2 separate regions of the Homo sapiens genome follow, and region 2 is linked to region 1. A link is an interaction called in ENCODE POLR2A ChIA-PET data of the cell type or tissue named here. Cell type or tissue: OCI-LY7. All regions are shown on one strand. Links, peaks and the distances in the headings refer to the core of each region. The heading gives the core; the rest is flanking DNA. Region 1 overlaps VPS45 (vacuolar protein sorting 45 homolog). Region 2 holds the start of SF3B4 (splicing factor 3b subunit 4).

Region 1 (2,912 bases), core at 218-2,717:
TGGGCAACAGAGCAAGACCCTGTCTCTAATAAAAAAAAAATTAAAAAATAAAACAAAATACAGATTATATCCTGTTGTATACTCTCCCTTCTTCTGCTTTAAAACCTTTCTTTTACTTATGGAAAATGTACAGTTCAAGGCCTTTCATAATGTGCCCTAATAAAGAATACTTATATTCATTTTGTTCTGAGCACCGTTTAAAGCCATGTGTGTGTATATATGCATATATGCATGCGGCCCTGTCAAACAGATGCTACTATTATCCTCATTTTAAAAAACGAAGAAACAAAGCTATAGAGGGGAGGTTAAGTGACTTGCCAAGGTCACAACAGCTAGTAAGTGGCTCAGCTGGGATTCAGATCCAGGCTCTAGATTCTGTGCCTTTCAGCATCTTGCAATACTGCTTCCCACTTGTCTGTTCCATCTCTCAGAGTGCAGCCTCTATGCCATCCATGCCCAACTACTCACTGTTCCTAAACACGTCATGAGCTTTCCTACCTCAAGTAGTTATTCTTACTATGTCCTATGTTTGACTATTCTTTCTCTGCTGAAATCTTCTTTTTTTTTTTTTGAGACGGAGTCTTGCTCTGTTGCCCAGGCTGGAGTGCAATGGCACAATCTCAGCTCACTGCAACTTCTGCCTCCCAGGTTCAAACGATTCTCCTCCCTCAGCCTCCCGATTAGGTGGGATTACAGGCATATACTACCATGCTGGCTAATTTTTGTAGTTTTAGTAGAGACGGGTTTCACCATGTTGGCCAGGCTGGTCTCAAATTCCTGGCCTCAAGTGATCTGCCTGCTTCAGCCTCCCAAAGTGCTGGGATTACAAGCGTGAGCCACTGCGCCTGGCAAGAACCTTATTCTTCAAGACTAAGGATTAAAAGTCACTTTTCTGGCCAGGCATGGTCTCATTCATACATACATACATAAATACATAATCATAAAAGTCACTTTTTCTGTAAAGCCCTTCCAGACCCCTCCATGCTGAACTAATTACTGTTATTACTTTATCCCACTCCTATCTTAGCACTGTATAATTGTTGCCAAGACAGACTGTGAGCTTCTTGGGAGGTAGGGGGAAGTCTTACTCACCTTAGATCTCCAGGGCTTAACACAGAGGTATCCAATAAAGTTATGCTGAGTAAATGAATAAAATAGCTACCCATTGGCAAGACAGCCTTCTTTATAATATAAAAGTTATTTGGATGGACGGGTGCAGTGGCTTACGCTGTAATCCCAGCACTTTGGGAGGCTGAGGCGGGTGGATCGCTTGAGCCCAGGAGTTCGAAACCAGGCAGGGGAACATAGTGAAACCCCATCTCTATAAAAAATACAAAAATTAGACAGGTGCCTGTAGTCCCAGCTACTTGGGAGGCTAAGGCAGAAGAATTGCTTGAGCCTGGAGGCAGAGGTTGCAGTGAGCCAAGATTGTGCCATTGCACTCCAACCTGGGCGACAGGAGTGAAACCCTGTCTCAACAACAACAACAGCAACAACAACAAGTTATTTGGATGCTCAGGACTCTCTCTCAGAGCAGACAGATATTTAAAAGACAGAGGACTGGAGGAATGACCAGTTATTACCATTGTTTTGCAGTTTTATTACCATCTTGCATTGAAAGATTCTGGGCTTGGAGAATTTAAATTCCAAACTCCTTTGCAAAAGAAAAAATTGCAAAGTAGAGGGAAAGGAGTAGAAGCTAAGTTCATTTGTTCCTCTATGGAAATACAGACATCTTTGGCCTGGCTTTTTGGCCAGTTGGACTAGACACAATTGGAGGTCAGAAAACAAGTGTTAGGAAATGAGGTAGCACTGATTTTTTTTTGAACAATAACACAATAAGTCTTGATGACTTCTAGAAAGAATGAAATAAATGTGCTGGGAAGCCCTATAGGAATTTTATCAGGGGATCTTTGGTTCATTTCCAACTCTGCTACAAAGGGAAGAAATAAAGATCCTCCTCTGTATATCAACAAGACCCCACATTCCTGACTATAATGAGAACACACTTACTATTTATATTTACCAGCCTAATTTTGTTTCCTAGGGCCACTATGACTTAAAAAAAAACTATTTGGGGACTCTAATGAGTCATTGCTCAGAATGCTTAAAAAATTATGGCGAATGAACATATTGCTAGCTGTACCCCAAATTTAGACTATGTTTAAAAACAAAACAAAAAGAATAATTTTTCTTTCTAAATTCATTTTAAATCAATCTCACTTAAAAGCAAACTCAAAAATCCCCTTCTCCGTTGGTGCCATAGTCCAGTTCAATTCAGTTCAATTCAATCCAATTCAACAAATGTTTAATGAGCATCCATTATGAACTAGGTGTTGAACTAGGTGTACAAATGTACACCTTAGTTATGATTCCTACCTTAAGGGACTCTCAGAGACAGATACACAATCACAATCCAATATGAGTATAAACAGAGGCAGTGCCAGAAACTAACAGAGTGGATTAATGCTACTGCTTTTTTTAGTTTGTGCTGTCATCAAGGGTGTTTTCCTGACTCCATGTATAGAAGGAAGGTGGGTGGAAAAAAGCAGAACCCCAACCCTGATTTTAAAAAGTCAACCTTGAGAAGTCTTGAGTCACACACTGAAAAGCAAGCTTCTCCACTTACATCACTGGTAAGGGACTAGAGACCAATGTTTATAGGATTAAAAATATTAATTACTAAAATAATTCAGCTGAACAACTGTGTTTCTATTCCTAAACAAAGCTATCATACTGTAACAAAAACTATGTGTGTGTATGTGTATATAATTTAAGGATATGTCTTCCTCCTTTTTCACTATACTCCACAGGTAAAAATTACATGTGAATTTCTTATACCAAAGACACCAAGGGGAATCTAGAACCTGAATAGTGTTATAATAATTAAAAAAATAGAACTTGTGGGGAGC
Region 2 (2,912 bases), core at 397-2,896, 210 kb after region 1:
CTGGCAGTCTCTTCTCGTTGGCTCCCTCGACCTGCTATCTCCTCTGAAAGCCTGGCTGACCAGGAATGGGGTCTCCCCTCACATTGGGGAGCTTGCCCTTTACCTCCAGGGCTGCTGCTGCCTGGGTATCTGGGACCCCAGATCAGGCTCTGGAGACGCTGCTACCTGAGGGGAAGGCCTGAGGTCCAGGTAAGAAGGGAAAATAGACTGGGAGTGGGACAAGGGACTTGACTCTGCTGAACCAGATGAACAGGAGCTGGAAAGGCAAGGAGCTGAAGCCTCTGGGAGTCTGGGAAGTGAAGTTCTACTCCTCTTGGCATCAAACAAGGTTTGGGAGTGTAGGAGGTGCGGGAAAGTGCTTGTGGCTTAGATTAAGTGGAATTTAGGGCATAGCTGAAAGGGGAAACAGAATTAAAGACACCAGAAGTAGCAGAGAAGCAGGGGGCCAGAGCTACAACAGTATTCTTCTCTGTTCCTCTTTGCCTCCTCCCCAGATGGGCCTCTCAGCTCCCACAATCTCTGGCCTCCAGGATGAGCTATCCCATCTTCAGGAGTTATTACGGAAATGGACACCAAGAATATCTCCTGAGGATCACTCCAAGAAAAGAGATCCACATACCATTCTCAATCCCACTGAAATTGCTGGCATTCTCAAAGGCAGGGCAGAGGGGGATCTGGGGTAGAGGAGGGTTCTGTCTAATCTTTTTTTTTTTTTTTTGTATCTGCACTTGCAGCCTCAGCTTTCACACTTCAGCCCTTAAGTTCACTAAGAAGGTCTGAGTTTCTGCTGCAGATAGTGGTGTTAACTGCTCCAACTCTTGTCTTGCTTAGTTTCTACAAATATTTTTGCTTCTTGTCATTTGAAGGATTAAGAAACAAAAACAATCCAGAAATTGATCGGTTTTTTTAGGCCAATCCCATCCCTTCTGGATAACCAGATGTTAAATCATGAGATCAGAGATGCTGTTCATCAGTCCCAACAAGATGGCCTAGAAATCGCATTCTCACCTCGCCTTGCTGCTGCTTTAATTCCAAGTTCTATTTCTTCCCTTATAGTTTTCTATGGGAATGAGGCGGATACAGGAAACACCCTATCTCCTCTGTATTTTTGTAGTGGAATTTCTATTTAAGGGGCTCATTAAAGCATAGTATTTATACACATTGCTGGCATTGTTTCTTGTGTTTGAATAAAGGATTCTCCTAGGTAGGAAAGTGGTGGGTAAAAGGGGTGTATGACCCAAGAGAGGAAGGCATCCACCATATTATTGCTAAGGAAATAGGGGAACTGGGTTTGGTGAGGCTCTGCAAAATTCAAGTGCAATTTGGGGAAAGGGTTCTCTTGTGTGTGTCTCCCATTTAGAGGCAGATGGGGCCAGAGTGTTCTAGAGATCCAGACTCTAGAGCTCCGATCCCATCCACCCCTCAGCTGTGGTCACACACCAACGCGGAGCAGCCCTCACCCTCCCCATGCAATTAGGACGAGGTGAGCGCAGACGTCACTCTAAGCTCAGACATTTCGCAGTCTCCTCCCCTGAGGGAAAACCAAATACCTCCAGCCCAAATCAGGGTTGTGAGGCCAAATCTGCAAGAAGGCTGCAGGCGAGAGGGAAGGCTCCCTCTGCGCCTGAAAGCCCCCAAGTCCTCGGGTTGGGGGGAACTCTTCAGCACATCCTTCTCTGGACAACAGAAGAAGAATCACTGTCCACAAAATATATTAAAACTGAAATTTTTGTTCTTTTAGCTTTCGAATTTACACTTTTGAGAGCAGTGTGATTCTTTCAAGTCTAGCAGTGCATTAAGAGGGCCTGAGCGTTTCCGTTCCGCCCTCCTCGCTAAGACAACTAGCAGCGGCACCTCAGGACGCGAGCCGAGGACTCTACCGCCCGACCCAGGTTAAGTTTCGGAGGCTCCTAAGATGGCTGCAGCCGCTTCCAGGCACCTCCTCTTCCGCGGCCCCGCCCACCGCTACGTCCGTCTTCGCCCCGGAAGTGGAAGTCGTGCTGAGGTCAGAAGGCGGAACCGCTGCTGGGAGACGGCGGGATCTCTTTCGCCATGGCTGCCGGGCCGATCTCCGAGCGGAATCAGGGTAACTGGAGGGGGAAAGTCTGGAATGGGCTCAGCGTGGCTAGGAGGCCCCGACTACAGCCAGCAGTGTCTCTGCAGGGGTGGGAGACTGGACTCCTCCCTTCCCCAGAGGGCGCGAGACCGGCCCTCTGCCTGTTGGGGGCGGGGTGGCCGGGTGCTGGCTGAGGCCTCTGGGTGTGATACTTAAGTCCGGTCCCCTGCTGACTTCTCACTCAAAAAATCAAAAAAACCCACTCACAATACTAAATTAGACTTCAGAGGATTCCCGAAGTCCTGGGAAGAGAGAAGTTTAAGGGTTTAAACTTTTTTTTTTGCTCCTGTCCCCTACCGCGGTCCCCAGTTCCCCTGGTTGGGTTCCATCTTCATGTTTCCATCACTTCCTTCCTTCCCGTTACACTCTCACGCTTGCTCTTTTTGCTCCCTCCCTTCAAGATGCCACTGTGTACGTGGGGGGCCTGGATGAGAAGGTTAGTGAACCGCTGCTGTGGGAACTGTTTCTCCAGGCTGGACCAGTAGTCAACACCCACATGCCAAAGGATAGAGTCACTGGCCAGCACCAAGGTGAGTACATGACAAGGGGCGAATTGCTCCCGGAGGGTCCCAGCAGTATTCACAACTGTTTTGGAATAACATGAGCAACCTAAAGATTTTTTTCTTTTAAGCCTCTCTTCAGTTTATTTCTGGAACCATTCTTAAGTAAAGTGATGTTGTTTCTTTCTTGTTCTTTGTGATTAGAGGGTAGATGAATTTTACCCCATTTTCAGTCTCTTTACTTACGTTGTTAACCTCCTCTTCTCCACTTTTCCAGGCTATGGCTTTGTGGAATT

The links. Peaks named below come from ENCODE experiments on the same cell type or tissue, not always from the same donor. Only the 100,000 strongest peaks of a DNase experiment are listed, where the experiment ranks them.
Region 2: POLR2A ChIA-PET joins it to region 1 with 10 read pairs; 6 of 35 experiments call an interaction of 5 or more read pairs at or near these places.

The regions. Positions count from the first base shown.
Region 1 is chr1:150,141,247-150,144,158 of GRCh38, reverse strand. All of the region lies in intron 14 of VPS45 (vacuolar protein sorting 45 homolog), which reads right to left. Among named protein-coding and RNA genes, the nearest start is that of PLEKHO1, 7.2 kb to the left of the region's middle. In OCI-LY7, for the core only: no CTCF peak of the experiment used is centred there; no DNase peak of the experiment used is centred there.
Region 2 is chr1:149,926,900-149,929,811 of GRCh38, reverse strand. SF3B4 (splicing factor 3b subunit 4) reads left to right here and starts at 2,009. Exons shown (of 6, transcript NM_005850.5): 1 at 2,009-2,086; 2 at 2,518-2,646; 3 at 2,894-2,912. The coding sequence starts at 2,053. It overlaps MTMR11 (myotubularin related protein 11), which reads left to right. Exons shown (of 17, transcript NM_001145862.2): 16 at 1-189; 17 at 495-1,161. The coding sequence ends at 683. RefSeq lists enhancers at 629-698, 1,833-2,212. In OCI-LY7, for the core only: no CTCF peak of the experiment used is centred there; DNase peaks (open chromatin) are centred at 1,501 and 1,951; H3K4me3 peaks cover 2,201 bases; H3K27ac peaks cover 1,711 bases.